Regions from separate parts of the Mus musculus genome. Here regions 1 and 3 are each linked to region 2. A link is a loop called in an ENCODE intact Hi-C map of the cell type or tissue named here. Cell type or tissue: heart. All regions are shown on one strand. Each heading gives the region's core, and the rest is flanking DNA. Links, peaks and the distances in the headings are about the cores only.

Region 1 (8,098 bases), core at 1,894-5,893, 140 kb before region 2:
TCTGCTTTTTAATTTCTTAAAAACACCTTCAGACTCAGCCATTTGTAACCAAGGCTGCCTTTGAACTCCTGACCCTTCTGTCTCTACCTCCCAAGGGCTGGCTGCCATGATAACACGCACCATCTTTCAACTTTCTCTGGTTTATGTTTTGAGACCAGGTCTGGACTAAAAACTGTTCCTAGGCGCTGGAGTGAAGGATGTAGCTCTCTTTGGCTTGTGCATTTGCTCGGTTCGATACTCTGTCTTACTCTGTAGCCCAGGTTGGCTTTGAACAACTCATTCCCCCTGCCTCCACTTCTCACCCTACCAAAAAAACTCTTACACACTAAAGACAGCCCCAGTCAGACCGCTTCTAAATCACTGCGCATTCATGCTTTTCCCTAAACCGCACGGTGTTCAGGGACAATTCTGGATTTGACTCTACTACCTCAACCCAGGCGGGCTCCCTGGAAGAAGCGGGGAGGGGGGGGGAGGTTGACCAGAAATGGGCGGGGGAGGTGGGGACTCCCCCTCCAAGCCTCAGGTTGCACTAGCACCCCCGTCACGTGACGGGCTGTGGCGGGGGCTCCCGGGGTCACGTGCGCGGGGTGGCGACGCGGGGGAGCCGTGCCTTAGGTTGCGGGCTGCAGCGGGGAGCGGCGGGGGGTGCGGGGGTCGCGGCGGGTCGCCGTCGGAGAGCGCGGTCGGTGGCGGTGGGAGCCGCGGCCGCGGTGGCGTTGGAGGGGGCGGCCCCGCGTCCGTGTCACGTGGTACGAGGCGGGCAGCCATCTTGCTACAAACACAAACAGAGAGGAGCGGCCGCCGCGGGAGCGCCAGCGCCCCCCCCCAGTCCCCCCCTGCCGCCGCCGCCGCCGTCCCGGCCCTCCGCGCCACCCGCCCGTCACCGCCGCCGCCGCTGCCGCGCCCGGGTCACCAACGCCCCGGGGGACCGGGAACCTCGCGCCCCCCCCTCCGGTAAGCTCTGCGAGCACCGGAGCAGGCCCGCCCCCGACGCCAGCGGCGGCCGCCCGGGAGCCTTTGCGGGCAGCAGCCGGAGCCACGGCGCGCGGGCCCTCCTCCTCGTACCCCAGCGGTGGCCGGCGCGCCGGCCCTCCCTCTCTCTCTCTCTCTCTCGCTCTCTCTCTCTCCCCGGAGCGGCCCCGCGGCCTCGGCTCGGGGCTCGTCGGCTCCGGTGGGGGGGGTGGGGGAGGCCCCCGCTTGCCCCGCTCTGTGCCTCGGGGCGGGAGGACGGGGAGGGAGAGGGGGGACGGTGGCGCCCCGCGCACCTGGCGCCCCTCCCTGAAGGGCACGCCGTCCTCCCGGCCCGTGCTCGCCCGCACCCCCCGCGCTCAATCCGAAGTAACGGTCGCGTCTCTGGGGTCCCCTACAAGCTCCCCGAAATGTCCCGCTCGGGCCCGGCCTTTCTGCTGTGTGGTGTGTGCGCGCCCCGACCTCCCCTTTTGGCGGTGTCCCCTCTTCCCCCCTCACCCCCCCCCCAAGCCCGCTACGTGCCAAGCACGGTTCTGGTAGCCGAACCGGGGCCTGGCGGGGGCTCGCAGGTCCAAGCGTTCCACCACTTTGGCCACCATGGTAGCTTTATTCTGCCCGACCATCTCGTCTTGGGTCTTCACCTCGGTCTCTTGGGTTTTAAGCGGCCACCTAAGTGCTTGGTCATCGATGTCCCTTTTCCCTCCTCAGTTGTCCGGCCGCGTGAGACACCTGTCTGTCTGTCTGTCTGTCTGTCTGTCTGAGCTGGGGCTGCTGGGCCTCCCTGACCAGGCTCTTCCCAGTCCGTATGTCCCAGCTCGATGGGACAGCTGCAGGTCACTGCCCCTCACGGTTTGCCTAGAATTTTTCTTAATTTTTTTTCAAGATGAAAGACCCCTCTGTGTCCCCTCTTAGACCTAATAGTTACTACAGTTCCCAAGCAGGTTTGCAGTGCTGAGCCTGGGAGATGCTAAATACATAGTTGGTGGCCTGATCTTTCCTTCATCCACCCTCCCTCTTTCCTTCTCCTCCATCTTCCTGCTCAAAGCTCCCTTTTAGGAAAAACCCATTCCCAGCAGACATTGACCCTCTAAGCCCCCCAACCCATCTAGGACCAGTAAGTGTCTGGTTGGCTCTGGTACCTATCCATCCAACTATTTTCCTTTGCATCCCCAGGCCAGCCACTCTCCAGCCCAGCTCAATGTTTATTTCATACATCATTTGTACATCAGTATCCCAAGTTAGGGGAGGATTTGAGGAGGAACTTGCCTTATTATTCCTCTCCGTTGACTGGGGTGCCAGGGGAGGCGGGAGGGGGCTTGACTCCCACATGAGGATTCTAGTACACTTTTATGGTGTGTTCACTCTTGTTGACTGGCTTTGTCAGCTACTGGATGCAAGTTCGTGCTTTGTAGGGATAGTGAATAAGGGATCCTAACTTTACCCTAGCCTTTGACATCTGTTGTTGGCATTTGAGATCGGAATCATGGCCCAATGGTGAGATGGCTTAGCCGGACAAGGTACTTGTTTGCAAGCCTGTTGACCAAGAACCCACTCCTGGGTGGGAGTAGAGAACAAACGCCGCAGAGTTGTCCACTGACCCTGCATGTGCCCCCCCCCCCCCAGCATCATACAGTTAGAGAGAGAGAAAAGAAGAAACAGCTCAGCTTTAGGTGAGAGAGGGTGACCTGAAAGTCTGAAGAAAGGACTCTGGTGGCTGTAGCGCTTGAGCAAGGGTGACGGCCAGAATTTGGATCTCTAGAGCCACTTAAATGCTAGCTGAGCACACAGCCATCCTAGCATCCCCGGCAGAAAGGGAAGCCCTCTTGCAAGAGGACCCAAAACAGCGTATTCTGCCTCAGCGAAGAGATCCTGCCTCAATAAATAAGCTGCTGAAGACACAGCAGAACCTGAGAATTCTACGTTCGTGCATATGTGTGTGTGCATGTGAATTCAAATACATCCATGCACACCATACTCACACACAAAACATAAAAGTTCTAAGAAAAATGTTGGCATGGAAACCATGCAAACACCCAGGAAGCAGGGGGGCTGCTGTGTGTTTGAGGCCAGCCTTAGGTTCATCAGCCCCAAGGTCTGGGAAGGAATCAGAAACAGCTTCAGACTTACATAGGGAGGCTGAACATTCAGGGTAACTCCTGCCACCTGTCTTGGGTGATGCTGAGGGCACCCCGTCAGGGGAGGTATAACTTTATTTTCTATGTACTGGAGTCCCCAGCTAGGCAACCTGGCAGAAGGTTGCCTTCCCCACCCCTTTTTACTGACTGCCTAGGCTAGGGGTCCTTTCCACCCAGGCCAAAACTCCAGTTTGCCCCTTATCAAATGAGGTAAGGCGAGAAAATCCTTTGAAAACTGTGAAGTCGGTTCACAATTGGCCAAGAGCTAAGGTTGTCCCCATGACTCAAAGTAGAGAAGGGGTAACTGCTGCCCTGCAGATGGTGGGGGAGGGGGGCTGTAGCCCTTCGTCCTCCCACTACACATGGAGGGAGGATATATTTTCTATGTGTGTATGTGTATATATAAATGTCCACACATGTATGTGCATATCTCCATTCGTCCTGGGAAAGTGGTTAGGTGATTGCTTTGAGTGTGAGGCATTTGGGGGGTTGACTCTGTTAACCGTAGTACAGGAAGTTGCTAAGGTACATTGCTTTAAGTTGCACAAAGTTTGGGAGAGGGGTAGAGTAAGGAGGAATTGTCCCTAATTGTTGTCAGCTTGTGCTTGGAGTTCTGAGAGCCAGAGCAGAGGCTGCCTGCTCCCAGACCCAGCCTGAGCCTCCAGCAGGGGTCAGTCTTTCAATAGCAAGGGCTAGGGGAGGCCAGGGCTAGGCTGTGGGGAAGGGTCTTACAAGGCAGAGAGAGAGGCTGAGTTGGCCTGGGTGGAAAGGACCCCTAGCCTAGGCAGTCAGTAAAAAGGGGTGGGGAAGGCTAGTCCCTACCCTGCTGCCCATGGTGGTCTTCATTAGAAAGAGCCTCAGATGCCCTCTGAGGAGCTGGGATGGGCAATCTTAGGCTTTGATTTTTCCCCCGTCATTTTTAAATTACAGTGTGTGTCTGCGGGCATGCGTGCGTGTGTGTAAGCATGTCCTGTGTGTGTAAGCATGTCCCGTGTGTGTAAGCATGTCCCGTGATATTTTGTTGGGGTGACACAGCTTGGAGGAGTTGGTTCTCTCTTTCCACGGTGTAGGTCCTAAGAATCAAACTCCGGTCATTAGATTTGGCCACGAGCATCTTTATCAGCGGAGCTGTTTCACCAACATGATGCTGTTTGTTTTTTAATCTATTCTTTTCCCCGGGACTTCCTTTCTGGCAGGACTTTGAATTTTCTCACGGGACAGTGTGATGAGAGAACCCTTTCCTTGCTGCCGAGGGGCAAGGGGGCTTAGGCATAGCTGCTTCTTTCGAACACTGCGGTGACTCGACCTGGGCTTGTGGATAGAGGAGGGTTTCTCAGTCTTGTCATTGAGGGCATCTCAGTCCACCTGTCTGCACCTGGCCACATGCCACTTGACAGGCCTGCCTCTGCTGCCTGCCTCTGCTGCCTGCCTGGGCTGCCTGCCTGGTTTGAAGTGCTGGGGATTGAACCCAAGGCCATGTGCATGCTAGGCGAACATTCTTCCTACTGAGCCTGTCATATGTATGTATGCTTCTGTATGTGGGGCTGTCCTGTGGCTTGTAAGCCAGCCCACAGCATCCCTGGTCTCTACCTGCTAGAAGCCAATAGCATCCTTCCTTCTGCTCAGCCTGAGCTGTCTACAGTCATTGCCCATATTCCTCAGGGAGCAGGGAGCAAGAGTCCTCAGCCAAGAGCCCTTGGCTTCAGGCAGCACACAGGGCAGAGACCTACTTGTGGCCCGGGTAGAAACCACATGGTAGACTGCCTGCTGCTTGCTAGGTCCCTTCAGTGTGGGGAAGAAGCCCAGGGCTGCCCAGTGGCTGGCGCTGAGCCCTTTATCGGGCTGGTTTAGCGCCTCGGAGCTTGTCCGTGTTCCCCTGGGCCTGTCCTGCCTCTGCAGTGCTGCTGTGCTTTTACTTTTCTCTTTGTAAATTAAGGATGTCATTGTCATCGTCATCATCATCCTGTGCACTCCCCCCACTCCTGCTTAGTGCGTGGGGGGCGGGGTACACGTGCGCCATGGCATGCATGTGGAGGTCTGAGGACACATGTTGGTTCCCTTCTTCCTATGTGGATTCTAAGGGACCAAACCTAGGTGGTCAGACTTGGCAGCAAGTGCCTCCACCAGGCTGATCTGTATTATCAGCCCACCTCTCCTTACTATTTCCAACCAGGGCAGCTTCATGAAGGGCGGGAGGGGTGCCAAAAGGTGAGGGTGAGACACACCATCGATGTCTCCTCCCGGGCAGTCTCTCTGCACTCAGACCAGTGTCTGATCCACTAGCAGGGTAACTGAGCAGGTCCCAGACTGTCACTTTGCAGTTGTGCAGGCAGGGTGTGTGGGTTCTTGGTTCAGACTAGGGAAAGCTTGAGTATGAGCTTGGCCCCACAGTGGCTCCTCTAAAGCTTTGCTGTGCTCACAAGTGCATCTAAGTGTGTAAAGACCACAGGTTGGTGTTATCTTTCTCTCTTGATGTCTAACTTACTGCTGTTTAATCTTTGTGAATATATCCGTGTGAGAGTGCACACATGTGGTGGCAGAGGACAACCTTGGCTGTTAGTCCTCCTACCTTGTTTGAGACGCAGCCTCTTGGGGTTTCGTTCATCTAATTGGTCCATGAGCCCCAAGGGGTGCTCCTGCTTCACCTCCCATCTCCCTGTAGGTACACAAGCCATCATTCCATGGGGTCTGGGGATCTGAACTCTGGTCCTCACGCTGGTGTAGCACCACTTTACCCACTGAGCCATCTCCAGCCATCCCCAGGGATGTTCTCTTTCTACCTCCCTGGTGCTAGGCTTATAAGTAGGGAAGCTTGGTTTTTACCTGACTATTGGGACGTGAACTCAGGTTCTTGAGTTTGTGCAGCAAGTACTTTTCTGACTGAGCCATCTACCCTGCCCTACAAAATTTTTTGTTGTGATGGTAGGGTTTTGTTGTTTGTTTGTTTATTTTTTGAATAAATGCTGAGGATTGAAGCCCAGGGCTTGTCCATGCTAAGTACATCCTATGCCACCAGCCTCACTAAAGCTTTTTAAATGATTGTGGGTGTAATGGCTCAGTGGTTAGCTGAGTGGTTAGGTCCAGGCAGTACTCTCGAGGCCCTTGAGTGATTTCCTTCTCCAATGTCAGGTGATTCACAGCCACCTGTAACCCTAGCTCCAGGGGCCCCAACACCTTCTTCAAGACTCTGGGTGCCTGCATTCAAGGGCACATGCCATCATCATTGCCCACCACCTCCAAACACATATGAAATTCAGAAATAAAATGATTAGCAAGAGCCAGGCGTGGTAGTGCATGCTTATAATCCCAGCACGCAGGAGTCTGAGGCAAAAGCGTTCTCTAGAAACTAAAAGTAAAGTTACCACTTTAGGCATTAATTGTTTTTTAATGTGCATTGGTGTTTTACCTGCATGTATGTCTGTATGAGGGTGTCGGATTCCCTGTAACTGGAATTACTGGACATTTGTGAGCTGCCACGTGGTTGCTGGGAATTGAACTGGGATCCTCTGGAAGAGCAGCCAGTGCTCCTAACTGCCGAGCCCTCTCTCCAGCCCCACTTTAGTCATTGTTTAGGTGTGTAATTCTCTGTGTTAATCCGTGTAGTGTTATTCAGCTGTCATGGCTATGTCCACATCCTTCTGGGCCCAGCTGAAACTCTAGACCTGGGCAGTGTTTGTGGGCAGCCCCATCAGTCCCAACTCTAGGTCTTTGACTTTGACCTGCCCCGACCCCTGGCTACTCTGTAAGAAACATCCTACAGGGGTTATCTTTCTTGGAGTCTAGTCCCCTGTCCCCCTCCCTCCTGCTGGGAACTGAGCACAGGTCCTTTAGACAAGCAGCAAGTACTCTCGACCACTGAGCCATCTCTCCAGCCCCAGGTCCCTTTGTGGCAGTTGTGGAGGCTGAAGCCAGACAGAGCCTTGTGCGTGCTGGCAAGTGTCTGGCTGTTGAGGGACATCTCCAGCCCCTTTAGTGTTTATTTTGTTTTTCCTAGGGGTGAGGAGGTGGGGAGCTTAAACTTTTTGAGGGGTTCGAGACAGGGTTTCTCTGTGTATCCAACTTTTTGGGGGGGGGCGGATTGAGACAGGGTTTCTCTGTGTATCCCTGGCTGTCCTGGCACTCACTTTGTAGACCAGGTTGGCTTCGAACTCAGAAATCCGCCTGCCTCTGCCTCCCGAGTGCTGGGATTAAAGGCGTGTAGGCGTGTGCTACCACGCCCGGCTGGAGCTTAGACTTTAGATCCTTGTGTACTACCACATGTGGTTCATGCAATGTGAAGGTAAAACCCAGGGCTTTGTGCTAGCTAGGCGAGCACTCTTCCTCCTTAGTGTCGTCTCCAGCCCCTAAGGGCTGCCTAGTCCCAGCTCCCCTCAGGGTGATTGTGGAGCCCTCCTGAATCTAGTGCAGTCATTGGGGTCGGGAAGGGGGAGTGGAGTGTGCAGCCTGAGCTAGCCCAGGCTCTTGTAGTTAAGACACTTACCTCACTGTGGCTTGGGAGTTCTGGGGTGCTGAGATTCTGGGTCACCCCATTGTCTGCCATGGGGCCTTGGTTTAGTTACTGAGGAGACCCTCTTTCCTAGACTCCTCTAGTGGACACTCTCTTCTTCCTTCTAGATTCCTGGCGTCCTGCAGCGGATGGCGACTGGAGAGGCACACTGGTCCAGCCTCCTGCCCAGCCTGTGATAAAAAACCCACGTATTCCCCCCGGACACTGCCTGTCCTTCCTTCTCTACTCTGCCCTTCCTGAGAGTCTCCTACCCAGGACCCTAGAGGAACTTGCCCTGTTGCTGCCACTGCTGCCTCATTAGCCACTAGAGACTGAACTTGCCTCTTCCCATATGGTGAGGGAGCCTTCCGCCAGCCACAACCTGAGAACCCTGCTCCCACCTTGACCTTTTTTCTGAGGGGCAGTTGTTGATGTAGGGTAGGAGTTTAGGTCTTGGTTCCTATTCCTGTGGCCACACCCACCTGCTCAGAGCCTACCGTGAGTGGAG
Region 2 (8,098 bases), core at 2,201-6,200:
GTAGTCAGGTTACACAGCTGGACATGGCCATGTGCAGCCATAAACCCAGGGCTCTCCCAGTGAGAGGGGAGCGGAGACAGGATGGTTTCCAGACACTCTCTAGCCTGCTAGCCTGGAGTATGCAATGGCGAGCAAGACTCCATCTCAAAGGAAACTGAGCTTCACTCCCTCAGGATTGAGTTGAAGCATCCAGGAAGGGTCTTTTCCTATCTTCTTCCTGCCTCCCTGACCCTGGTTATCTTGCAAACATCTGTCCTTGTGAAATCACATCTGCTGTCACAGAGGCTGCTCCAAATGTTCTGTGTCACTCAGCCCTGGAGTGCTGGGTAAAAGATAAAGCAGGAAGCAGCAGCCACCCAAGGACCTGGGGTGTGGACTAAGAGAGAGCATAGCAGTGTGCAGTAGTGTACAGAGAGGTGAGCAGTGTCTGGTGACGTGATACGCTGGGTACCAGAAGCCTGGCTTACCTCAGTTGCCATAGCAACAACTCTACCTAAGCACATATTTTATAGTCTTCTGAAACCTCAGCAACTCAGGAAGTAGCATATCTGGGGCTCTGCTAGGTTGGGGGCATACCACATCTCTATGGAAGACTCTTGTTAGCAGGAGTAGGAATCCAGAGGAGAACCTTTGAGATGGCTTGTGATTCTTCTCTGGGTGTGTGTGGGTGGGTGGGTGAGGGGGACAACTAAGCTACGTAATGAGGCTTGGTACTAACAGAAACTGCCCATGGGCGATTGGCTGACAGACAGACCCGAGCCAGGGTAGCTGTCACCTGCATAGCGTAGCTAGAGCATTGGCCAGGGTCGGTGTAGAGAGAAGGACATGGCCAGACGTGTATAAGTCAAGTTCCAGGCCCCCCCACCCCCGAGGTGTGTATGTGCAAGTATGTGCATCTGTCCAGACTTACAGCCGTCAGGTGAGGCTGTGCAAAGAGGACAAACAAGCCCACTTGGTTCCTTTTTTCTATACACTGGGGATGTTTCTGTTGTTTTTGCCACTGGTCTGGAGAGGTTAGACGGAGGAAGGTTGCTGAGCCCTTCTCTGCCAGGGACAGTGGCTTCAGCCCCAGCCTCAGCTCAGGGGATGTTTGAGGCTAACCCTGGGTAGATTATCAGTCAGAAGACTGTCCAGGGTCCACATCAGACAGAGGGACAGGAGGGGAGGAGGCTAGGAGGACCTGGACACAGGCAGCAGGCAGGCAACAGGAAATCCCTGGGATACAGTGCAGTTTGATTTATATATAAAAGGGGCCCTGTTTTTTTTTTTTAGGGTCCTTTAAAACTAAAGTTATCTGAAGCCAGAGTGTTCCAGGGAAGCTGTGTTTAAAAAAAGAAAAAAAACAACCAACCTTGCCCTTACTCCTGGCTTCAAGCAAAATGGGGGGAAAGGGAAGGGCCAAAGATATGGCTCCTTTGGTAGAATGCTCGATTCCTAGCACCTTGTGAAACTGTGTGGTGGCATGTCAGAAATTCAGTCACACTTGGTTACACAGTGTGTCTGAGGCCGGCCTGAGCTCCACAGTGAGTTCCATGCAAGCCAGAGCTACACAGCCTCTGTGACTATGTCTCAAAAGGAGCAGCAGCAAAAAAGAAATGGGAGGGGCAGCCTGGCGTCGGGGCACATACCTGGAATCTTAGCCCTCAGGAGACTGAGGCAGCAGAATTAGTCTGAGGATAGCCCAAGCTACATAGGTAGGAGAACTGGTGGTGGTGGTGGTGGTGGGGAACAGACTGACATTATTAAAGATGAGAAAAGAAACAGAAAATATGGAAAAATCTAGTACAAAGGCTAGGGGCCAGCTGGGTGACCTCCCTCCCCCCTCACTCCCTCCCCCCCCTCCTCCCAGGAGAGGGAAGGAGGGGAGAGGCTAGGCTAGCGGAAACAGTAGAGACTGAGTCTTATTGCAGAGGGAAGGCCAAGCCTGGCTTAGCAAGAGCTACAGATCTTTCCAGAAACATCTATAAAGCAAAGAACTGACTGATAACTTAATGCCCACATCCCTTTGCTGGTCCCTATGGAAGGCCCAGAGAAATCCTAAGAATGAATAATTTAAAGGGCCAGGAACTCTTGGCGGAGGTCTGAAGGGCGGGGCCTCCCAGGGTAAACAGCACGGCCAAGGCCTGGGTCTCTCTGCTGGAGGGGAATTTATCTCATGCACAGGCAGCGCAAAACACCTGGCCGATGACACAACAGCCTCTGGTAAGGAACTGCTGGAGGCGCCGAGAATACTGAGAGGCGGTTTACTTATCAAAGCTACACTCGACCAGCTCCCTGGCACCTGCCGCCCTGCGCCATCACTACCTTTCAGCCCCAGATCGGGACCCTCACTGGTCTCCGGGCTTCTTGCTAACAGAGGGTGCGCAGTTCAGGTCACGTGTTTATCAGCCCAGGCAGTGAAGATCAGAAGATCCAAGTCAAGGCTCAGTCCTGTTGACTGACTTGTGTCCACTCCAGCTGGCACAAAACAAGACACTCAGAGCTTTTTTTTTTTTTTTTTTTTAATCCTTTCAAACGCAATCTTTTCCGACATTGCCTCCAAACAAGCTTTGGTGCAGATATTTGAGAACAGAGGGAGGAATGTGGAAAAAAGAAGAAAAAAAAAAAAAAAAAACCAAACTCCCCAGCCAATCGCAGACTTTTCATTGGAAAAGCCTAGCCTCTGGGGTACCCCTTCTCGTGTGTATTGTGGAAAGCGTCAGGACACTTGGTTGTCCTCCCCTGAGCCCTGGGGCTCCGGGTTTGATTATCCAGGCACAGGCAGGAGTTACCCTATTCTTCAAGTTCCCAGGAGGAGTCTAGACAAGTGCTCTACCACTGAACTACATCCTGAGTTCTCTGTTTTTACTTTTTATCGTTTTGTTTTTTTTTTTTTTCTTCCTTTGAGACGGAGGGTCCCAAAATTGTCCAGGCTAGTCTTGAACTTGTGATCCTCCTACCCAAGTCCCCCAAGTTCAAGGGTTGTCTAGGAGAAAAAGAATGGCCAGCGGTGTTTATCTGTTTACATATGTGTATGCATATATATATTTATTTATGTATATAATAGGCTATATTAGAAAAGTCTCTATTTATAAATATAAAACACTGGTATCCAAACATGACAGGGCTAACTAAAGTGCTTGACAGGAGGCGGGCACGCATACTCTGTAGGTCAAACTCCCCCACCCTGACGGACAAGATGAGGGGGCAGCTAGGAAGAACTGAGGTGGAGAGAAGTGGGTGTGGCCGAGCCTGGCAAACAAAAACACTAGACACCAGAAGCTCCGCAGTCCCAGGGCTATCTGGTGGCTTTCAACACCAGGCCTCATCTTTACCCTACATTCGAGCTTTGCTTCCATCTGGGAGGACAGCGGCAGCTTTGGAAGGTTGGGTGTGGAGGAAGTTGCGGCTGGGGCTGTGCCTAGCTTCTCTCCCCACAGGCCAGGAGGGACAGGATCGAAGACTGTCTTCATAATTAATAATCTGACAGAAATACACCACTATGGGGTCTCCTGGTGAGAGTATCTTTGCTCCTTGTGGGCTTCTTCCTGGGTAGGTGTCCAGCAAGGAAGAGGAAGCCCCTGGGCGGCAGACCAGGAGGCTAGAGTCTGAGTCATCTCCAAGTCACACTTCTAAACCTCCCCTCTTCCCAGATCCAGAAGCCCCGCAACCCAGGCCCAATCCCAGCCTCAGACCCACAGAAATGCCCCACAGGCAAATGGTCACCAGAGCTCTGAGGGGTGCAGAAGTAGAAGTTGTTCCCCACACCCCCAGGAGGGGAGAGCCCCTTCTTCCCCCAATGACACAGTGCTACAAGAATGGGTTTGTGGTTGGAGGTTTGGAGGCAAACGCTGAGGATCCAGTCTGCAAAGAGACAGCAAAAGGTTACTAGATTAGCGGGGCGGGGAGGGAAACTGCTGGAGACCACCCAACGTCACCACTCGAGAAACAGACAGTAAGGGAGATTAGGGGACACTGAAGGGAGTGAGGGACTGAGTGGGGCCTGGGAGCTGGGTGTGGATGGACACACCTGAGATCTCAGCACTCAGATGTCTGAGGCAGGAGGAGCCTGAGTTTCAGCCTAGCCTGGGGTACACAATGCGACTCAGTCTCAAAAAAAGGGAGGAGGTGGGCTGTGTGTGTGTACTGGCTTCATGGGTACCTAATCTTGAATCCTCAGCACCCATATAAAGCTGGGGTGGTCTCATGTGCACCTACAACCTCGGTGTCCCTCGAGGGACAGAGACCGGAGAACCCCTGGGGTTCACCAGCCACCAGACTAGTTCCAGGTTCCATGAGAGGCCCTATGTCAGGTGGAGCGTGATAGGGAAGGCCACCGGAAGTCCTCCTCTGGCCTCTGTGAGTGCATGGGTACACACACATGCACTCCAGGAAGGGGTCTTAGTTATACCCCACATTACCACCTTCTGGAAAGATCTGTGTGTCTCCAATGTCACAGTGCAGTGCTTACCATGAAAGGATTGGTAGAGATCCCAGCCGGCTGGCTCAGTGGCCTCTGCCCCAGCTTAGAGGTCCCCAAGTCGCCAAAGGAAGATCCTGGGAGACAAGGACAATAATTTGGTTGACTGTGTCTCTCACCTTCCTGAAGGAGAGCAGCTTGCTACATTCCCAGGGAGCACCCAAGAGGGATCCTTCCAGAATTCTCCTTAGAAAAGTATGGAGCCATCAGGAGACAGAGGTAGCTCTGCAGCTCCTCTGGGCCCCCTACTGGTCAGAAAGGGAACTAGGTCAACTCTCCATCTGTACAGGCAACCAGCGCCCCACCCCCTGTAAACTGTCTTCTTAAGGGTCAAGAAGAGTAGGCTGAAAACAAATCCTTAAAAATATTCCGGCCTGGCAGTGGTGGCCCAGGCCTTTAACCCAAGCAAGGCCAGCCTGGTCTACAGAGTGAGTTCCAGGATAGCCAGGGCTACACAGAGAAACCCTGTCTTGGAAAAAAACAAAAACAAAAGATTATAAACAGCCAAGCATAGTGTCATGTTTAACCCCAGCACCCGGCAAGCTGGGAGGATCAGGAATTCAAGGCTAGCCTGGGCTACACACTGCAAACCTATCTCAAAACAAAACAAAAAAAATAAGAGAAGGTAAACAGGGGCTGGCAAGGTGGATCAGTGGTAAAGGCTTCTGCCAACCTGATGACCTGAGTTTGATACCCAGGACCCCCGCGCTAGAAGGAGGGACCTGACTTATCACAAGTTGTCTTGACCTTCATGGCAGTGCTATGCCATGTTCACCCAAACACACACACACAAATGTTAAACAAAACAGGCGAAGGCTGGCGAGATGGCTCCACACTTAAAACCACAGCCCACTCTTCCAGAGGACCAAGGTTCACATCTTGCAGCCAAAACACCCACACATACCAAATAAAATTCCTTTTAAAAAGGGTATGCATATGGAGAGAGAGGGGTGTGTATAGGCTCCTGCCTTCTTTATTGGACTGGGGCTGGAACTCAGTGTCAATGGTGCCAGGCAAACTCTACAGTGAGCTCCAACTCCCGCCCTCTTTCCACTATGTGAGCCTTCCCGGCAGGCCTTGCACTTGTCTCAGCCTCTTGATTGCTGGGATAAATCAATGCACTTGCGCACTTGGTGTGCACAGTTTCTGTGTAAATGCAATGCCGTTCACGTGAACTGCATGAGTTATCTATGGAGTCCGGTGTGCATGCGGGGTGGGGGTGGGGTTCCTGGAACAGATCACACACAGTCTTCGGAGGCTGCACTGTCCAGATGTACAGTGGGGATATGCGGAGGAAAGAGGGGCTCATACCCGGTCCTCTTACCATTCTGCTGGTCGGCCAGTCCAGCCTGTGTGGGGAACACGGGTGCAGAGAAGGGACTGGCAAAGGCCCCGGAGGGTGGCACTGGCTGGAGAAGGCCAGGCCGAACACTGCTCATCCCAAAGCCAGGCCCTGTGGAGCGAGAGAGGGGAGGCTCAAACAGACTTCAGGCAGATGAGCTGACATTTTCCCACCTTAACCTCCCCATATAGAAAGTGGGGTCACTTTTCCCACAGTGGGAAGCCCTATAAGCCTGTGATCGCCATGCTCCTGGGGCGCCTGGCTTGAAGGGTGCAGTGCTCGTGAACCATGCAGAACTGGGCCCACAGATAAGGGGACTTATGACCCCTCGCTATGTCAGCTCTCATTGATTCTCTCTCCCGGTGTCCTTCCCCCTTATGAGGCAGGGTCTCACGTAAGCCCAAGCTGTCCTTGAGCTCACTATGTAGCTAAGGATGGCCTAGCTTCCCAGTGCTGGATGACAGCTCTGTGCCTTCATGCCCAGATCTGCTTTATTCCCTAAAATGGGCATGGGACCCATCTCACTGGGCCACCATAAGCTGATGGAGCGAGGCCGTGTGTGTGTGTGTGTGTGTGTGTGTGTGTGTGTGTGTGTGTGTATGCGCGCATGCGTGTGACTCTGCTCTAGGCGACCTCCTGTCTCCTCAGCCTGAGTCCCCATCGAGCTAACAGGAGTTGAGGAGTTTAAGGGACAATAGAGGCTGTGGAGGGCCCAGGGCAAGGAACTACAAGGCCTTGCTGACTAACAAGGACGGGGAATAACAAGAACTCTGTTCATGAGGGTTCTCTGGTAGCTTAGGCTTGGAACACTGAAGGAAGAAAGCCTGGCTGTTCCAAGGGATGGATCTGCATAGGGGATTGGAGACAGGAGCATCATAGTGCCCTCAGCTAAGAGGAAAAACACTTGAGAACCGACTTGGGGGAAAGGCATGCTTCCCTCCCCCTCCTCTCTTCTCTCCCTCCCTCCCTCCCTCTCCTCCACTCACCCGCTTCTCTCTTGACTCTCCTTCCTTTAAATCTTTTTTTTTTTTTTTTTTTTTGAGACAGAGTCTCACTATGTAGACCAGGCTGGCCCGGATCTTACTATGTACCCCAGCCTGTCCTTGAACTTGTGACGATCCTCTCTCTTAAGCAGTACTGTTATTACAGGGGCGCACCACCATGTGGCGTTTTTTTCTGTGATACTGTTATGGCAAAGATGCTTCTATTTTTAGTCCACTAGGTGGCTTAGATTTACAGCTGGAACTAGCGGGGGCTAGTGTGGAGAGCGTGATGGTGACTGCTCTTTGGACCATGAGAGACATAAGGTTAGGAGAGCTGGCACTCTAAAAACTTCAAAGTTGGTTCTGAGAACTTACCTGAGGCTAGACCATTGGGTTGGAATGGGTTGGTAGAAGGCAGCTGGGCTTGGGCAGGGGTGGCGAAGGGGTTGGTGTAGGCTGCTCACAGCACAAAGAGAGAGACGTTAGAGAAAAAGATGGTTTGAGTCCTTTCAATCTTGAGGTGCTTTTCCCACCTCCCCTTCCAGGTCTCCACAGGTAAGACTCACCTCCAAAGGGGAGCCCTCCACTGCCGCTAACACCTGGCACGGCCGACTGCAGGGCAGGAACCTGGCTCGGCATCCCAAAAACACTGTGGCGCAGAGAGAGAGGAGGTGGGAATGGGCAGCTTCCAGAAAGAGCAAGCAGGGGGGCAAAGAAGGCAAGCCCACTGTGTTACCCAAGGCTAGCCCAGGAAGCCAAGGGGAGACAAGGAAGCCACAATGCACTATCAGCCTGTGAAAATGCCACCAACCTTCAGATAAGTCACCTTTGTGTCTAGACCCACCTGCCAGGGAGACCTCCAGCAGCCATCCTGGGACCCAGGAGGCCGCCCACATCTGCAAGGTTGTTGGGTTGACTGGCAGCTGCAAGGGGTGCCACACCAAACGCAGACATCTGGCCACTTCCTGGATGGGATAAAACAAGGAGGCTAGGCTGAGACCTGAGGGAAAGACGAGAAGGGGAGATGGAGGTGGGGGTGGGGTGGAATGGTGACAGGTGAGGCACCTGCTGGACTCTCTGAGCCAGTTCGGCTCTCCTGTGAGTGGCTAGTGTAGGAGGGCTCATCCCCTGAAGACTTCTGGGTAAGGCAATAAGGTCTCATCTTGGCTGTCTCTTCAGCAAAAATGGCATTCCTCCTTTCTGTCTTTTTTGAGACAGGCTCTCAATATGTAGCTCAGGCTGGCCTTGAACTCTCCTTTATCCTCTTGCCTTAGTCTCCCAAGGCTGGGATTACAAGTGTGCCTGGAGTATAAC
Region 3 (8,098 bases), core at 1,894-5,893, 48 kb before region 2:
CCGGGTCTTCCGGTTTGGGGCGCAGTAAACCCGCCCTGTTTCTGACCACGCCTTTTCCGGGTCTTCCCGCTCCGATCTCCTGACGGACTCTGCTCTTTGAGAGTCCCTGACCTCCAGGTCACCGAATTGTGTCCCTGTGCCCTTTCCTTGAGCTCGGCATATGCTCTGCTCGGGATCCCGCCTGTGAACAGCCGCTTGTACTGTGATAATCACCTCGCGGTCAAAGTTTCCTCCGGTCAACTTGTGACCAAATTAAGGGCGCCATCTTCCCGAGAGTTCCTTTATGCACTTCCGCCGTACGGCCTCTCTTATTGGTGGGTGCTGAATCCCTTCCGCCCCAATGTTCGCTGATTGGTGTTCTTCAAAGACCAAACACGCCTCCTTTGGCACCACTGATTGGCTTGATCTTGGTAAGAATTTTATGTGTCCTGAGTTCCTTCTCTGTCTGAGAGTTAAGTGCGAGAGGCGGGACTGTGAGCAACGACCTAGCGTTTGTTTATCTGGGCCTGGGAAACGTATGATTAAGTCAGTAATCAATAAGCAGAACTGGATGAGGCAGGAACTTTTTTTTTTTTTTTTAAATAAGAGGGTTAGTGCTGAAGGGTTCGGACCCAGGTTCGCTTCCAGCATAGACATAGTGACAACTATAACTCCAGTTTCTGGGAATCGAACGCCCTCATTTGACCTCTGACAATACGTGGGTCATATACATGTAAAGAAAACTTTCGATACTAAAGATGTGCCTACAAACCAAAACAGGAACCACCAAGAAAGCAGGAGAACTTTTTCTAAGCCGGCGCTCCGTCAGGACGAACATGTTCAGCTCGAGCGCCAAGATCGTGAAGCCCAATGGCGAGAAGCCCGACGAGTTCGAGTCTGGCATCTCTCGGGCGCTTCTCGAGCTGGAGATGAATTCTGATCTCAAGGCGCAGCTGCGGGAACTCAACATCACCGCAGCCAAGGAAATTGAAGTTGGTGGTGGTCGGAAAGCTATCGTAATTTTTGTACCAGTTCCTCAGCTTAAATCTTTCCAGAAAATCCAAGTCCGGCTAGTGTGAATTGGAGAAAAAGTTCAGTGGGAAGAATGTAGTCCTCATTGCTCAGAGGTGGATTCTGCCCAAGCCAACCCGGAAAAGCCGAACGAAAAATAAGCAAGAAGCGCCCCAGAAGCCGCACCCTGACAGCAGTGCACGATGCCATCCTTGAGGACTTAGTCTTCCCAAGTGAAATTGTGGGTAAGAGGATCCGTGTGAAACTGGATGGCAGCCGGCTCATAAAAGTTCACTTAGACAAAGCACAGCAGAACAACGTGGAACACAAGGTTGAAACTTTTTCTGGTGAGTACAAGAAGCTCACAGGCAAGGATGTTAATTTTGAATTCCCAGAGTTTCAGTTGTAAAGAAAATGACTGAATAAAGTGTCATTCATAGTTAAAAAACAAACAAACAAACAAAAAACCAGGAGAACCATTTGGAAAGGGGAAGGTGATAGGGGACAAGAGATACAGTGGGGGTGATTGTGATCAAAATACATTTATACACGTTTTATATACAAATTGATCAATTTATTTCTGTAAAACTCATCTGTAATTAATATGATTAGAAAAAAGACAGAAAAACAAAAAGGAAAAGAAAACTACCAAAAGTAATCAGGCACAGTCCTGTAGTTTCAGTAGGGACAGGTGGGATTGCCACAAGTTTGAAACTCACCTGGTCTGTTACACAAAGGGAGTTCTAGGCCAGCCATGGCCACATAGTGAAGTCTTGTCTCAAAACCCACAAACATTGGAGGTGGGGAGAGATATGGTAGCACACACCTCAAATCCAAGCACTCTGGAAGCAAAGGCAGGTGGATCTCTCTGAGTTTGAGGCCAGCCAGGGGGTATAGTGAGACCCTATCTCAAAACAAAATAAAATCAAAAGCAACAACATTGGACCAGCAAGATGGTTTCACGTGGTAAAGGTGTTCGTGTGGAGCCTAAAGACCTGAGTTGCATCTTCAGGGCTCACTTGGTGGGAGGGAAGAACCAACCTCCATGTGAGCAGAGCTGTGTGTATATATGCACATACTCATATGTGGAAGTGTGGACGTGTACACCTCAACGGGTAACTGTAAAGCTAGGTGTGGTGGTGCACGCCTTTAATTCCAGCTCTTGGGAGGCAGAAGCAGGTGGATCTGCCTACAAAGAGAGTTCCAGGACAACCTATGCTACACAGAGAAACCCTGTTTTGGAAAACCAAAAATAATAAGTAAATAATAAATGTTAAAAAAAATTAAGTTATTTTTATGGGAAAGACTTCCCTGACAACTGATTTATCATGCTTTTGCTTGGTTTTGTGTGCTTATTTTGTTTCTTTATTTTTCAAGACTAGCCCTGGCTGTAGACCAGGCTGGACTGGAAATCAGCGATCCACCTGTCTCTGATTCTTGAGTACTGAGATTAAAGGAGTGCACCACCACTGTCTGTCTTTCTCTCTCTCTCTCTCTCTCTTTTTAGGTTTATTTATTTATATGTATATGAGCACTCTGTCTGCAGGTACACCTGCATGCAAGAAGAGAGCATCAGATCCCAGTATAGATGGTTGTGGAAAAACGAATTTAGAACCTCTGGGAGAGCAGTGCTCTTAACCGCTGAACCATCTCTCCAGCCTATGAGCCATCAGCCCCAGCCTTGCTTTCTTTGCATGTCTCTTGATATTTAATGTCATATTGTGTTCATCTCTCCTCCGGAGAATGTCTTCTCCAAAACCAGGGACATTTGTTTTCTGTCACATTTTCAGTACTTAAAAGGTAATCTTCGATTTTCCCAAGGTCCCGAGTTTAATTCGCAGCAACCACATGGTGGCTTACAACCATCAGTAGTGGTATCTCATGCTCTCTTCTGGTGTGTCTGAAGACAGCAACGGTGCACACGTGTGCGCACGCACGAACACACACACACACAAAATGAAAAAAATTTTAAAATGATAATATGCCATTTGGCCAGAACAAAGGAATGAATTAGATGAACTTTGAGCAGAGATCTAATCAGACTCAGGAAGGAATCCAAAATGTATCTATGGGAAAGAATTCCAGTTGGAAGGAACAGCAGAATCTTGAAGCAGACCTGACCCAGAGAAGGAGTGTTTGCAAGCACAAGAACCCGTGTTCGAATCCTTAAACAAAAATGTAGAGCCTAGCAATGCGTTTTATAGTCCTGTGGAGGAACTCCTGAAGCTATAGTGGCCAGCTCTGTTTCCGAAAGGTGGCAGGGAGGACTGGGTGGAGCTGGAGGGATGGTTCAGTGGCTAAGAGAGCTTGGCTTGTTGCTCTTCTAAGGGACCTAAGCAGCTATGTTAGGCAACTTACAAATCACCTGTATCCCCAACTCCAGAGGATCCAACACCCTCTTTTGGCCTCTTTGACACACACACACATTAAAAGAAACAAGAGGTGGATGATGATTTTGAGGATAACACCCAAGGGTGGCTCTAAACACATATGTACACATATATACACAGAAAAAAAGAGAGAGTTCTCTCCTTTTACAATGTGAATTGAGGTTTATGGACTTGTCAGCAGGCACCTTTCCTTGCTGAACCATCTTGCATGCCCCTACTGTATGTTCCTGTTTCTTTGTTTTCTCAGACAGGGTTGGTTTCTGTGTAGTCCTAGCTGTCCTGGAACACCTTCTGTAGACCAGGTTGACTCACACACAGAGATTCATCTGCCTCTGCCTCCTGAGTGTTGGGATTAAAGGTGTGTGCCACAACCACCATCTGGCCCCTATCATATATTCTTAAGAGTATTCTGAAAGTTTAAGATAATGTTTAAGGGCTGGAGAGATGGCTCAGAGGTTAAGAGCACTAACTGCTCTTCCAGAGGTCCTGAGTTCAATTCCCAGCAACCACAACCATCTGTAATGGGATCTGATGCCCTCTTCTGGTGTGTCTGACAGCTACAGTGTACTCATAAATAAAAATAAATAAATCTTTTTTTAAATTTTATTTAGTATTATATCTAAGTACACTGTGGCTGTCTTCAGATGCACCAGAAGAGGGCGTCAGATCTCATTACGGATGGTTGTGAGCCACCATGTGGTTGCTGGGATTTGAACTCAGGAGCCTAGCAGTCGGTGCTCTTAACCACTGAGCCATCTATCTCTCCAGCCCATAAATAAATCTTAAAAAAAAAAGAAAGATGTTGTGATAAAGTGATAAAGCACTTGCCTAGAATATGTAAGTTCCTGAGTTCAATCCGTCTTTAGTACCACTCAAAGGAAAAAGTACTCTGAAATCCAAGATGTGCCTCCCACCCCCAGCACACACAGAACCTCAGACACGATCCCTTCCTGAGTCAAGAAACATTTATTTGGATGAGCTCTGAGGCTGTATCTGGCTAGGACATCAGGCAGCTGTCCTAGGTTGGGAGGGACACTTCCTCTTGCTTAGGTTATTGAGGATCTGGTCCTGGTTGGACCTGTAGAGAACCACGAAGCTCTCTGGAGGAAGGATGGGGCCTCTGTTTTCTTCCACCTGACCCATCAGCAGATAACTGGCTCCTGAGGAGGAGGAGGAGGAGGAGGAGGAGGGGAGAGCTCAAGTTATCAAGACCTTGTCAAAGCATCTTCTTGGTCAGACTTTAACAGCTCCACACCTTCAGTGTGCTCAACACCCACTCCCATTTCCCGTGTGCCTTACCTTTCTTCATGGGGGGCATCTGCCTGCAGGGCACATACAACTTCAGAGAGGTGCCACTGGGCGGAGAGGGCAGGTCCAGTCCTCCGGTTTTGTAGACACCAAGGAGACTGACAGTGACAGTGAGGCCTTCCCCGGGGCCCCGGACCATGGTCTTCACTGTTCCTGTCACCACTGTAGCAAGATGTCGGTGAGAGGTGAAGAGTCAGGTGCTAGGACTGGGCTCCGGTGAGAGTACAGGAAGTCAGAAGGGCAGGAGAGAGTCTTACCTAGGCTACTGGAACAGAAGTTGCTCTGCAAGGTGCCTGACCGCTTGTACTGCTTTGGGCAGGTGATGCTGGGGGCAGCTAGGAAGAGACAATGCTGTCTGTGGAGGGTGGCCTCCCTAGCAAGCAGGGCCATTCTCCTCATGTCAGTGGAGGGTGGCCTCCCTATCAGGCAGGCCCATTCTCCTCATGTCAGTGGAGGGTGGCCTCCCTAGCAGGCAGGACCATTCTCCTCATGTCTGTGGAGGGTGGCCTCCCTAGCAAGCAGGGCCATTCTCCTCATGTCAGTGGAGGGTGGCCTCCCTAGCAGGCAGGCCCATTCTCCTCATGTCAGCCTATCTAGTCCTTTATTTGCAGCGCTAGACATGGAAACCGAGTCTGGTGCATGCTGGCCAGGGGCTCTGCAGCTGAGCCACACCCTTTGTCCCTCACTGGGGGATTCTAGGCAAGCCAGCACCTTGCCACTGAGTCACACCTCAGAACCTCACTAGAGGATTCTGGAGCAGGCACTCTACAGTTAGCTTAGCTTCCAGCCCCTTATTGGGAGAATTTTAGAAATGCTCTACTTCTGAGCATATGCCCTCAGCCCTCACTGGGAGACTCTAGGCAAACCCTGCTTTCCCTAATCACATCTGAAATTACAACAGCTGTATGGATGTAAACCCAGAGTTCTACCCAGCGATGCTTCCCAACACTAGTCCCAGACATTGACAGGAAACAGGCACCAGTGAGTGCTGGATGGATAGATGGATGGATGGATGAGTGGATGAATGAATGAATGAATGAATGGGTGGATAGATGGATGGATGGATTGATGAGTGGATAGATGAATGAATGGATGGGTGGATGGATGAATGAATGAATGAATGAATGGGTGGGTGGATGGATGGATGGATGAATAAATAGTGCTTCCTTTAGCCAATCCCCTTCTTTCATTTTCTTTTTCTTTTATGTATATGGTGTTTTGCATGTATGTCTGGAGTTACAGATGATTTTGAGCTGTCATGTGAGTGCTGGGAATCAAACCTGGGTCCTCAGGAAGAGTAGCCAGTGCTCTTCACCACCGAGCCATCTCTTCAGTACCTTCTTCCACCTTCTCACACTTACCTGGGGCCACTGGGGTTGCCTGGGTAGCAGGGGAAGCCTCTGGTGTCTCTGCAGGTTGGGATTTAGGTTTAGTGGGTGGTTTGACTTTGGGCCCAGTTCCTGTCTTAGGGTCAGAGCGGGACTGGGGACCACGCTGTACGTCCTCCCCTGGACTCAGGGCTGACTCCTTCTCTACGGCATCCCGTGGCAGGGTCCTGTAGGAGGCTGAGAAGCCATCTGCGGTGACACTGAGATCTGATACAAACTGGACCAGGAGCTCGTTCCCTTCAGAAGAGATGGGGCTGCAGTGGGCAGAGGAGCATTTGCTGAGGTGTCAGGTAGACTCGGCACTCTGTTCTGTCCCCACTGGCCAAGCTTAATAAACCAGTCCTCTGACATCAGAATCTCCCCCCCCCACACACACAAGCTCTGCAGACTCCAGAAGATACACTACACCTTTGCTACGTCCTCTACTTGTTCTGACCAGTAGTTTGGACTCCTAGAGCTCAGATCTTGCCTGGTCAGCTGAGCCCCCCCCCCCCAGTCTTTCACACAGGGATGCAGGGTTAGCCCCAACTCTGCCCATCAAAAGGATCACTCACCTAGGGGCCTTGTCTCCGCAAAATTTCCCCAGCCTCTTTGAGTCGTCACTCACAGCTCCGTTAAACACACTGACAGAGTCATATCGGCAGTACGTGTCAGGCTCCACATCAAACTTCCCAAAGGTTAGCATGATCACCTGGTAGAGGCATTAGGCTACGTAGCAGGACAGGCCAAGGAGGACCAAATAGTGTGTCCTGCACCTTTTTCAGCATTAGGGATACTTGGAAGTAGCACTAATAGTGAGTCCCCTTGTTCCCTCTAATGTTTGCACACTGGTAGTCTGAGGGTCTTACACACACACATACACACACACACACACACACACACCCCTATACTCTACAGGGAGCATCCTTTGGAGAACTCCACCCCAGTAGCATCACACACTTTTATCATTTTTGCTTGCATGTAAGATGGGTCTGGTTTTGGTCTCTACCAGGACAGGCTCAGGGATCAGGACACAGAAGTTCAATAAGGTTTTGCTGTCCGTGTGCTTTTAAGGATGTTGCCTGGGCACCTAGTGGGCAGCCTAGGCAAGAAGGTCAGTACCTGGTTTGAGGGTGCAATGATGTGCCAGGAACAGCTGATGCCTGGTGGGTAATCCGACTCAGGCCAGTTGGGCGTGGTCAAGGTTCCCTGCGCCTTCTCCATCCGCCCCCCACAAAACTGGTGCTCTGAGAAAGGGAGAGAGGGACGGGGTGGGGGGCGGTAGAGACCCTCTGTCAGCTAGGAGAGAGCTCTAGACTGGGAGCTCTGGCAGGCCGCTAGGAAGTCTGGGTCTCAAGATGAGGGGACACAAGGGGAAACAGTAGAAAGAGCGGGTTACCAAACGCCTGGGAATATGGGACTGGGATGGCCAACAGAGAGGAGAAGATGAATGGATCCCTCCTGGCCCCTCCCCAGCCCACCGCCACACCACGCCTCTTCCCCTAGGAGATCCCATCTCTCCATCCCGGCCGAGCAGAAGAATCCTCTTCAGCAGGCTAGAGAGCTCTCACGTGGTGAGGGTGCCCTCCCCTCTGTTGAGGTCTCAGCCTGAAACATTTCCAGAGAGACTTGTGCTGCCGGGAGGGGGTGATGGGACCGCAATCGGGATCCCAGAGCTGGGTATAGGGGGCTCCGGTGAGGGAATCCTTGTCCCCCAGCTTCAAGGTGCCCCCTTACTCCTGTCAGAGGAGCCCGATTGCGGAGGGGGGCGGGCAGTTACTCACCGTCCCAGTAACCCCAGGCCGCCCATTCCACCCGCGGGTCCATGACCCATTTCCGCCTCGCACCTGGGGGAGGCCCTGGAAGAGGGGTAGGTGGGAGCGGGAGGGGGAGAGAAGACCGGGAGGAGGGACTGAAGGGGCGGTTAGTGAGAAGAAAGGGAGTAGTGGTGGCCCTAACTCTTGGGAGGAATCTGGGGAGGATCAAAGTTAGGGCAGGGGTGGGGACCTGAACCGGGGTGGGGTCAGGAGAGGGGAAAGAGGA

The links. A loop is a pair of places that touch in the nucleus more often than their neighbours do. Peaks named below come from ENCODE experiments on the same cell type or tissue, not always from the same donor. Only the 100,000 strongest peaks of a DNase experiment are listed, where the experiment ranks them.
Region 1: a loop joins it to region 2, with 7 times the contacts of the local background. A loop is called at or near these places in 8 of 42 quality-filtered maps.
Region 3: a loop joins it to region 2, with 2.5 times the contacts of the local background. A loop is called at or near these places in 6 of 42 quality-filtered maps.

What each region holds. Positions count from the first base shown.
Region 1 is chr5:137,509,667-137,517,764 of GRCm38, forward strand. It overlaps a transcript of Gigyf1 not described here. Among named protein-coding and RNA genes, the nearest start is that of Gigyf1, 5.2 kb to the right of the region's middle. In heart, for the core only: a CTCF peak has its summit at 3,780 (motif pointing right); no DNase peak of the experiment used is centred there; H3K4me3 peaks cover 1,062 bases; H3K27ac peaks cover 84 bases.
Region 2 is chr5:137,647,980-137,656,077 of GRCm38, forward strand. Agfg2 (ArfGAP with FG repeats 2) reads right to left here. Exons shown (of 12, transcript NM_178162.3): 7 at 7,629-7,749; 8 at 7,351-7,433; 9 at 7,160-7,240; 10 at 5,784-5,912; 11 at 4,451-4,536; 12 at 2,484-3,843. The coding sequence ends at 3,790. Among named protein-coding and RNA genes, the nearest start is that of Irs3, 6.3 kb to the left of the region's middle. In heart, for the core only: a CTCF peak has its summit at 4,699 (motif pointing left); a DNase peak (open chromatin) is centred at 4,699; H3K4me3 peaks cover 197 bases; H3K27ac peaks cover 837 bases.
Region 3 is chr5:137,600,778-137,608,875 of GRCm38, forward strand. It overlaps Pcolce (procollagen C-endopeptidase enhancer protein), which reads right to left. Exons shown (of 9, transcript NM_008788.2): 4 at 7,178-7,302; 5 at 6,631-6,767; 6 at 6,050-6,330; 7 at 4,946-5,023; 8 at 4,680-4,850; 9 at 4,330-4,540. The coding sequence ends at 4,386. It also overlaps a transcript of Mospd3 not described here and the pseudogene Gm7285. Among named protein-coding and RNA genes, the nearest start is that of Mospd3, 4.1 kb to the left of the region's middle. In heart, for the core only: a CTCF peak has its summit at 4,020 (motif pointing right); no DNase peak of the experiment used is centred there; H3K4me3 peaks cover 251 bases.